3 separate regions of the Homo sapiens genome follow, and all the other regions are linked to region 3. A link is a contact called in ENCODE Hi-C or POLR2A ChIA-PET data. All regions are on one chromosome and are shown on one strand. Each heading gives the region's core, a stretch centred on a gene start or an enhancer-like site at or near the end of the contact. The rest is flanking DNA. Distances are from core to core; before and after follow the strand shown. Region 1 holds the start of OVOL2 (ovo like zinc finger 2). Region 2 holds the start of KIF16B (kinesin family member 16B). Region 3 holds the start of XRN2 (5'-3' exoribonuclease 2).

What was found. A loop is a pair of places that touch in the nucleus more often than their neighbours do. ChIA-PET counts read pairs that join two places held with the same protein, here RNA polymerase II (POLR2A). Pooled maps may share reads with other maps.
Region 1: POLR2A ChIA-PET joins it to region 3 with 12 read pairs in BJ. The contact joins the promoter of OVOL2 here to the promoter of XRN2 in region 3. POLR2A ChIA-PET finds 5 or more read pairs at or near these places in 2 of 52 experiments (BJ and OCI-LY7).
Region 2: a loop to region 3 is called in a map of naive thymus-derived CD4-positive, alpha-beta T cell, with 12 times the contacts of the local background. The contact joins the promoter of KIF16B here to the promoter of XRN2 in region 3. A Hi-C loop is called at or near these places in 3 of 168 maps with a recorded cell type or tissue (CD4-positive, alpha-beta T cell, CD8-positive, alpha-beta T cell and naive thymus-derived CD4-positive, alpha-beta T cell) and 8 of 50 pooled maps.

What each region holds. Positions count from the first base shown.
Region 1 is chr20:18,056,382-18,059,202 of GRCh38, reverse strand. It overlaps OVOL2 (ovo like zinc finger 2), which reads left to right and starts at 1,287. Exons shown (of 4, transcript NM_021220.4): 1 at 1,287-1,668; 2 at 2,326-2,546. The coding sequence starts at 1,569. RefSeq lists a silencer at 2,604-2,693 and an enhancer at 2,095-2,821.
Region 2 is chr20:16,572,198-16,575,320 of GRCh38, reverse strand. KIF16B (kinesin family member 16B) reads left to right here and starts at 1,873. Exons shown (of 26, transcript NM_024704.5): 1 at 1,873-2,092. The coding sequence starts at 2,046. LOC124904875 (a long non-coding RNA gene) reads right to left here and starts at 18. Exons shown (of 2, transcript XR_007067539.1): 1 at 1-18. RefSeq lists silencers at 1,837-1,966, 1,753-1,982 and an enhancer at 1,595-2,116.
Region 3 is chr20:21,301,339-21,304,580 of GRCh38, reverse strand. It overlaps XRN2 (5'-3' exoribonuclease 2), which reads right to left and starts at 1,250. Exons shown (of 30, transcript NM_012255.5): 1 at 1,108-1,250. The coding sequence starts at 1,182. RefSeq lists an enhancer at 653-702 and a silencer at 1,423-1,552.

The DNA of each region.
Region 1 (2,821 bases), core at 38-2,537, 3.2 Mb after region 3:
GAAATCCGTTACCAGGCGGTTGTGTCCCCAAGGGCCATTCAGGGCGGAAGGGAACAGGGAAAACCGCTGTGTTGATTCCCGGGCCCTGTAGGCTGGGAGCGCGGAGGGTCAGGTTACAGACAGGTGAGGCTGGCTGTTGGGTGAGCCTTGGGCTCCAGGGCATCCCTGACCAGACGCGCCCCCGCAGCACCCGGCAGCTGGCACACGTCTGACGACCTCCTGGAGGAGGGCGACCGCAGCGACACAAGAGGCTGTGCCGGTTGTCCTGGGCGCACCCGAACAAGGCCTTGGGAAGGGCAGCGCGCCCCGCAACGTGAGCACAACTGCTTTACAAACTTGGCATATTTTACCAACTCCCCCTCCTTCTCTCCCTCTCCCCTCCAGGCATAAAGGTTGATAGGAACAAACAGATATAATAATAAATGCAAAGCTTTCCTACCTCCCCGGTAGGGGCGGCTAGAAGATGTAGCCAATGTTCACTATGCTAGCTTCCTGGAAAGGTATTTCCCAGTCTCAGAATTTGGGGATCGGGTGGTTAGGAGAGGCAACGGTGGGAGTGGGCGAGGATTGGGGGCTTGTTTTGAAGCTGCATTTGCATAATATGCTCCTGGCTTTTGTTTCTATTGTGTGTTTACTTGGGGTGAGGGGGCTCTCGGGGGGTGCAACGTCTTGTGAGGAGAAGCTGCTTTGGCGGGGCAAGGCTTGTTTTTCTTAGATTGTATGATACTAGTCAGAAAAATAACGTGGTCTAAAGATGCCGAATTTTTAAATTTATTTTTACTGCTTATGGGGGGGGGGTGTTGTAGCTGATGGAAAGCTTAAGCCCCTAAGCCCCCACCCCCCATTATTAATAATCAGAATCCTTGGAAGTCTCCCGCCGCCTCCCCCTTCTGACCGCCCAGATTTCATCAAGCCCCAGGAAGGCTCCACAAGGTCCAGGGGAACTGAGCCATTTTCTGGCTCGTCGAAGACAAATCCACCGGGCGGGGGAGGGGGGCAACTCGTGGGAGGCCCCAACTCACCGGAGGGGTGCCCTGGGAGGCGAACCTGGGGTTTACCTCGAAGAGCTCGCCTCGAGGTGCAGGTGATGGGGGAATGGGGCGGGGGTTGATTAAAAAATGTTCTTCCTTTCTTAAAAAGAGGAGGGGGAAGAACAGACTTTAAATTCTTTTGCAAACATTCATGCCTAAGGAAGGGCTGGAACAGGCAGCCCCGGCCGCCGGAACCGGTCGGACAGGTAGCGAGCTTGTTGACACCGTTATGTTGCAGGGCGCATGCTCAGTCCCAAGTTTCCTGGTGCCTTTTCTATTCCACCTTATGAAACTTTTTCCCCGGCGTGGTCTCACTCGCGATTTAAGGCATAGGTGTCGCCGAGCCGGGAGGCTGGGAGTCGCCAGGCGTGCGGGGGAGAGGCCTGGGCCGCGCCGCGGCGGGGGGTGGAGGAAGAGGGCAGGCGAGGCGGGAAGGTGGGCTCTGGCCGCCGGGAGCCGGGGACGGAGCCGCCGCCGTTGCCCCTAGCGGGGAGCAGCCGGGAGGAGGGGGCCGCAGTCGGGAGAGGGGACCCCACCATGCCCAAAGTCTTCCTGGTGAAGAGGAGGAGCCTGGGGGTCTCGGTCCGCAGCTGGGATGAGCTCCCGGATGAGAAAAGGGCAGACACCTACATCCCAGGTGAGCGCGCGCGGGGGCCGGGCCTGGGCGCTGGGCTCCCGGGGTGGGGGAAGGGGTGGCGGGTCTTCTCTGCTCATCGGCAGGGGCGGGCTCCCCACCTCATCCCCCTCTTCCGGGGGGCACGCGGGGGTCTTCTAGGCGGGTTAGGGCAGGCAATGAGGGACTGGGATGCCCCAGACTCTAGGCGCCCCCTTCCCCGTAGTGGGAGCCTCTAATTGCCCGGCGGCGGGACCGTTGGCTGCAGCGCGGGCCAAGGTGGCCCAGGAAAGGGATTGAAAGCCAGCAGAGGCTACCCCCAATCTCACGTCCTCATGGGGGTGCACAAAGGCTCGCCAACCCTTCTGGGGCTAGCTGGGGAGAGGTCAGATCCGCCTCCCCCGCCCTGAGAGGAAACTTGGCGCGCGGGGTCCTCCGCCGCTCGTGGCCGCCCGGTTCCTCGTGGGCGCCTTGGCTGGGACCGGAAAGAGGCTCCGAGCACCCCAAGCTAGCTCTGTGGGCCGATTCGGGGCTTACTGGCCTCCCCCGCGACGTTGCCCACTTGGCGAGGTGCCCAGGTCCGGGGCGGGGCGGCGGCAGCACCGCCCGCAGGTCAAACTGCCGCGGGCGTGCGGGTTGACGCCGAGTGTGTGTGTCGGGGCGCGGCCCCTCCCTCCACAGTGGGCCTAGGCCGCCTGCTCCACGACCCCCCCGAGGACTGCCGCAGCGACGGCGGCAGCAGCAGCGGCAGCGGCAGCAGCAGCGCGGGGGAGCCTGGAGGAGCAGAGAGCAGCTCGTCCCCGCACGCCCCCGAGAGCGAAACCCCCGAGCCCGGCGACGCCGAGGGCCCCGATGGACACCTGGCGACCAAGCAGCGCCCGGTCGCCAGATCGAAAATCAAGGTACTGTGTCGACTCTGCCCCCGCCGCCACCTGCACCACGCCCTGGCGTCGGGCTCCCGAGGCCGGCGCCCCTCCCTGCCGCGCCCGCCTGCGCAACCCGGCACCCGCGCCCCGAGCGCGCCCGCCGCGCCGCTCCTGCACCTGCCCCTGGGCGGCGGCCAGGGCGCCTCGGCGCGTCCTCCCGCCCGCAGGGTAGCTGCTGCGCAGGGGCGGCCGGTTCCCGGAGTGGGCTCCGTCCTCCCGGTGGCCCCGCCTGATGCCGAGTGCTGCCTCTG
Region 2 (3,123 bases), core at 624-3,123, 4.7 Mb after region 3:
GTCAGACAGCAAAGTCGTGGATGGAAAGGGGGCTTATAAACACGTGTAGGTTGTTGGAATTACATTAACGAATGAATGAGCAAAACCTTCTAAACCACCGACCAATGAAACCCCGATACAGAAAATCGCTGTCATGAGTAAGTTAGCACTCCTGAAGAGTTTGAATACTGAACTGGCCAGAGTCTGCGCGCCGACGCCCCCCAGGTGGCCGGAGTGACCCGGAGCAGGCGTGGCTGTCTCTCAGACCCGCGCGTTGGGCCCGAACAGTTTGTCCCCACGCAGCTCCCATATAAGGCGGGCCCCTCCCCTGCCCCAGCCAGCTAGGTCGCCGCGCTGGCTCCCTGGCGGCTTCTCAAACCAACCCGCCGCTACTGCGCATGCTTGGCAAGCTCGCCCGCTCCTTAATATCCTGCTCCGGCTGTTCCTGCCACCCGTTGGTCAAATTCGCACCCAGCTCTGCTCCAGACAGAGGGAAAACCCAGTGATTTCCGGGCTCTAGAAACAAAGGGAGGCTATGATTCCCTGCTGGCCCTAGGGGTCCAGGGAAGGTTATGGAAAGATAATTCTTTGTGTAAGCGGGTTGCGTACTTGCAGACATCATCCCACTTGATGCATTCACCACTCTATGCCGTTGTTCCTGATTTGCAGATGAGACAAGAAGCCTCAGAGGCGCCCAGTAATTCAGAATTACAGGCTGACAAGGCTAGTGTTGGAGCTAGGACTTAAAAACAGGAGTTCCGCCTCCATTCCTTGCGTCTCCCATTATAGCTTGGCTTCCTGGAATGGCTGCTCCTGTGGCTCGCAGGTGGGCTTCTGGGTGTGCGCAAACGATTTCATGCATGCTCGATTCACTGAATGAATGAATGCATTTACCTTCTACACAGGAAGGGAGGTGGAGCTCACTTCTACCAGAGGCCCTAAGCCTTAAGATACCAGTTGTCGGCCTGGCGCGGTGGCTCACGCCTGTAATCCCAGCATTCTGGGAGGCCAAGGCGGGCGGATCATTTGAGGTCAGGAGTTCGAGACCAACCTGGCCAACATGGTGAAACCCCGTCTCTACTAAAAATACAAAAATCAGCCGGGCGTGGTGGCACGCCCAGCTATTCGGGAGGCTGAGGCAGGAGAATCTCTTGAACCCGGGAGGCGGACGTTGCAGTGAGCCGAGATCGCAGCATTACACTCCAGCCTGGGTGACCGAGCGAGACCCTGTCTCAAAAAAAAAAAAAAAAAAAAAAAAATACCAGTTGTGTTCGCCTTTAACTCCCTTATGATTAAAACTAAAAATTACTAAAGTGTACAAAAGTGCAAAACAAGTCTAAATAAGGTTTGATTCTAGCCAATATAATGACATTCCCGCACACATTTAAAACATCCAACACCCTATTAATTTTCGTTTATCGGTATCCCGAGTTAAGGGGTCCAAAACATACGGTCGGACCTCCTTAGGGTAGCAGAGAAGGCCCTAGCGGAGTTTGCCACCAACAAGCTGTGATCATCTCTGCGCCTCAGTTTGTTCGTGTGTAAAATGGATACGTTAACTCATGTTTGGCTGGGTGAAGCCAGGTTCTTGTTAAGGGCTGAAAAACTGGCTTTGGTCACCTGACCCCAGGACTGTGATCCTTGCCGCTGGCTTTAAATTGCTGCGATCCTCTTCTCTCCAGTTGTTCAGGCCATGAGGGTGGGTTCTAGTTTTCCTGAAACCATCCGCTCCGGGTCGCCCCCATAACCTCTGCGCCAAGGTCCACAACGTGGCCTTTCCAGACTTGCAGATCCCGGAGGCTGCTTCCAGGCCCCGCGGCCCCGCCCCTCTGCACCGCCCGGCCGCCGCCAAACCGTGGCGCATGGATCACGCGGGCCGGAGCCGTTCTGGGCATGCTCAGTGGCCTGGCAGGTGGGGCTGCCGCGGAACTCCAGGTCCGGCCGGGAGCAGAGGGGCGGGGGCGAGAGGGAAGTGGGCGGGAGCCGCGATCTGAGTAGCCAGCGTCGCCGGCGACCGCGGAGTTCTGGGCTAGTGGGACCCCGCGCGGGCTGGTTCGGGATGAGCGATGGCATCGGTCAAGGTGGCCGTGAGGGTCCGGCCCATGAATCGCAGGTGAGTGGGGCCGCCCGCGCCCCGCCCCCTCGTCGCGCCCCCACCCAGAGGAAGCCTGTTTCCAGCTCCCCCAAAGCCAGCCTGGACTTAAAAGTGTCACCGGCTGGTCCCTGGCCCACCGGGCCCAGGCTGTGGCCTCTGGGGGCCTGGAGGACTTCGTGCACTGCTGTCCCGTTCACATTGCCCTGGAGAGGACCCTGGTGGTAAAGGAGAAGATTCTATTAACTCTCTCCATCGTATTAACTTGAGATGTTCTTGTTCCCCCTTTAAAAAAGCATCAAGGGAACGTTACCATGAAGATGTAAAATAGTTGGGGGGAAGGTGAGAGTGCTGAGGGGGGGCACCACGAACTGTCAGGTGAACCCCTCATTTCTACCAACTCAGAAGTTCTCTTAACAATTAACCATGCTACTTTTTAATCTTTCAGTTAGAGATGATTTTGATTCCCTGAATGTCTAATCGATAACTTAGCAGTTCCTAACTTCATGTTAGAGAGTGGATGGGAAAACTTTGACAAAGTCCTGACTCCTAGAAAAAAGTCAGGGACGCTTTACACGTGTTTGAAATACTCTGATATTAAGAGAGAGGAAGAGTGTTACACACAAAATTTAATCTTGTTATATATTTCTACGAAGTAATGCTTTTTCAGAATCCTTCTCTTCATTCACTGAAAAATAGCCTGTGCTCCCTTTTCAATGACCTCTTTTTAATCCGTTTAGAAAGTTTCTTTGGAAAAGTTACTTTTTAAATTGGTTTGACTTCAAAGAATGAGGTAGAAATGGGATGTGTCCTCCAAGGTGACAGGCAAGGTTCACACAGAGCCATTTGATTTTATTGACTTCTCTACCAAGTTGGTGGATATTTGACTTACCATAGGGCCTTTTTGCTTTTGTCATATCAACTTGTGGAGGTTAATGTTTGGTAGTTCTGATGCCTGATTGGGGCAGCCGAAGGCCATAAAATCAAAAGATTTCCAGAACCTTATTTGACTCATCTAAATCTGTTTCTTCTCTTGGCAAGTAGGGAATCAT
Region 3 (3,242 bases), core at 1-2,500:
GTTAAAGGTGGAGAAATGGGATGAGAAGGGGTAGAGCAAGAACTGTTGCTTTTTGTTTAACCCACGTGCAAGTAAAGTTCAATAAAGTTCGATTAAAATTTTACAAAGGAAACAAGTATTCAATTTAGCAGTTGCTTTTTGAAAAAAACAAGAAATAGTGGGAATGTCACTAAGACAAGGCTTTTGGTTCCTCCTTGGATAGAAGCCAAGAAAGTTAAAAAAAAAAAAAAAAGCAGAAATAAGTTCACAGTGACAGGCAAGCACTGCCTTCAAAAACTAAGGAGTGAGGTACGCGTGATGTGCCTCTGAACGTTTCCAATCCAGAAATTCTAATTAAGAGCACAAAATCGAATCCGCATGGAATGACGAAAACAATAAAAACAAAACTCAATAATGGCCAAAAATCTACTTACGTATTAACTAACAACAAAAATTGTACTGCTCAAGTACATCCAGTAATCTTGAAATTTTCAACAAGCACCCACCCCGTTCAGTAGTCAGGGCACACAGAGAAGGGTAACTTCTCAGAATTCTATAGCGCTCATCCTGGACCTGACATACTGCTTTCAGCGTCCAATCTAACCAGAACAACAAATGGTCCTGAACACTAGGAGAAAACCTTTCCGGCACAATTGGTAAACAACGAAAAGGTCGCCGCCAGGGATTCCTTTACAAGGTTGTCAAAAAGCTGGCCTCCGAATCCGTGCATCCATAACCCGCTAGCTCAGCTGACCTGGCATGCATTGCTCAACAACAGCCTCTGAACCTCTTCCGAGACCCAAAATGCGCGGTCTGGAGAGGAAACAAAGCAGTGGGCGGGGCCTTCCGGTGCCGGGAAAAAGCGAGTAGGGGAGGAGCGACCCTCCTGCGAGTTCGGAACCCTATAGGCCCTTGCCCCGCCGAGGGTCCTGAATTCCTCGCCCCCGGGGTGCTGAATCCCACAGCCCGCGTCCCATCGCGTGTGGGGCTGCGACTGCTCGCGAGGCTGGCAGCAGGGCGCGAGCTCCGGCAAGGCTCCCCGGGGGCAGGCGGCGGAGCCCATGGGCCGCGGCCTAGACGTGCCGGGGGCCCGGGCTCGAGTGTGGCGGCCGCCTGGCGCCTCCTCACCTTCTCTTCCACGCAGTTGACTATGATGGACGGGTACTTGCGGCTGAGCCAGCGGAAGAACGCCGGGACTCCCATAGCGGCACACGGCTGGAGGCGGCGGCCGACCGGCTGACGAGCGTAACCAAAGAGACGGGAGCAGCGGCAGAGGGCACCAGCACTTCCTCCCACGTGCGCGCTGGAGAACGGAAGTGACGTCACGGCGCCGCCGCCGGGGAAGCTGGGAAGGAGGCTTCGCTGGATGAGGGAGCGGCGGAAAAGGGCCTTGCCGGGCTGTTTGTGGGAGGCGGAGTCCGGCGGCGGACCGGGTGGCGAAGGCTGCAGCTCGCCCTCGGTGGTCCCAGCCCCGGAGCGCGAGGCCGAGCGCGTCTGAGTTGCGGGGGCTCACGGGCGACTGCTCTGCCGGGGCTCCGCCGGGATCTCCCAGCCCCAGCCCTCCGGCTCCCTGGGCACAGAATCGCTGCGCTCTGCATGCCCGGGAGGAGGTCTCCCTTGCCCGTTTGGTCACCTCTTGTTTGGAAGAAAATGTCTTTTTTTGCCTCTATGCTCACCCGTCTCAATCTAGGGTAGAATCGAAGCATCCAAACTTACTCGTTACTTCCATTTCCTGGTTTCTCCTAGTTTTGTGCTGCAGTACGTACCTGGACTATCAAAAGGAGCATTTTAAAGCATTTTACAGTAATAATGGCTGCTTTGCACCAATAATTTGATTGTTATGCAAATAAATAATTATGATAGTTACCGAATGGAATCTAGCCGGTATTTAGCATCCAATACAATCTTCCAGCTACAATTACGGGTATAAAATAGTTGCTAATATGATTTTCCAGCATTTACTGAGCCTTTACAGTGTACCAAGACATTGACTAAGGGATTGTCCTATGTAATCTTCACTTGAACCTTGTGAGGGTACTGTTAGCACCCTCGTGTAAATGATAAGAAAGCCAAGTTACAGAGGAGTTAAGTCACTTATGCACATAGCTTCTGTTTCAGTTCAAGCAAAGGTCATTTTTAATCCATCCTTGTTCTAACACGATACTTTTATCTTTTGTTTTCTGGTGGTCCCAAACGAATTTTTTCCATATGAAAGGAGAGGTCTGGAAGAGGAGGTATATTTGTCCGTTTGCTCAAGCCTGGAAGTCTCCCTGAATCCCCTCTTGGTTTGACACACATCACACACGATGCTAAATGCTCACCTCATGAGGCCTCTGTGAAAGTATTTCGCCGAGTTACCTCACAGGCAGTATTTATTGCCCCCTCCTCTGTGGTCTGATGACTACTTTGTTTAAACTACTAGTGTGGAAATTAGAGAAATAGTCATCCCGTGTTTTACTTAAGGATAGCCAAAACTATTCCAAAGTATTATGTCTATGGTGAAATTCCTCCTTTTACCTGGAAGCAGCCCCTCTGGTTTCCCTGGGAGGTGCTGTTATAGGAACATGTACACCATAGGCAGTTCAGGGATAGACAGCTGGCCAAGTTGAGCCATTTAGAATCCTTAACCAGCATTTTGGCGGGTTGGGAGGGTTTATTGTTTTGTTTTTGTTTTTTCAGACGGAGTCTCAGTCATCCAGGCTGGAGTGCAGTGGCAAGATCCAGGCTCACTGCAACCTCCACCTCCCGGGTTCAAGCGATTCTCCTGCCTCAGCCTCCCGAGTAGCTGGGATTAGAGGCGCCTGCCATGACACCCCGCTGATTTTTGTGTTTTTAGTTGAGACAGGGTTTCACCATGTTGGCCAGGCTGGTCTCGAACTCCTAACCTCAGGTGATCTGCCCACCTCGGCCTTCCAGAGTGCTGGGATTACAGGTGTGAGCCACTGCACCCAGCCTTACCAGCATTTTTGAGCTTTGAACCATAAGAAATTTAAGACTGCATCTTTCCAGTGCGTGAACGCTAAAAGATAAGAATTGGGACTTGTTGCCAGTAGGCAATGAGAGAAGCAGGGTTAATTCCCTGGTTCCAGTTAAATCCCTCTCTTCCTGCAGTTTGATTAAGTCTGTCCTTTGATTCTGTGAGCCAAATTTTTTTTTTTTTTTTTTTTTAAGACAGAGTCTCACTCTGTTGCCAGGCTGGAGTGCAGTGGCACCATCTCGGTTCACTGCAACCTCCACCTCCCAGGTTCAAGCGATTCTCCTGC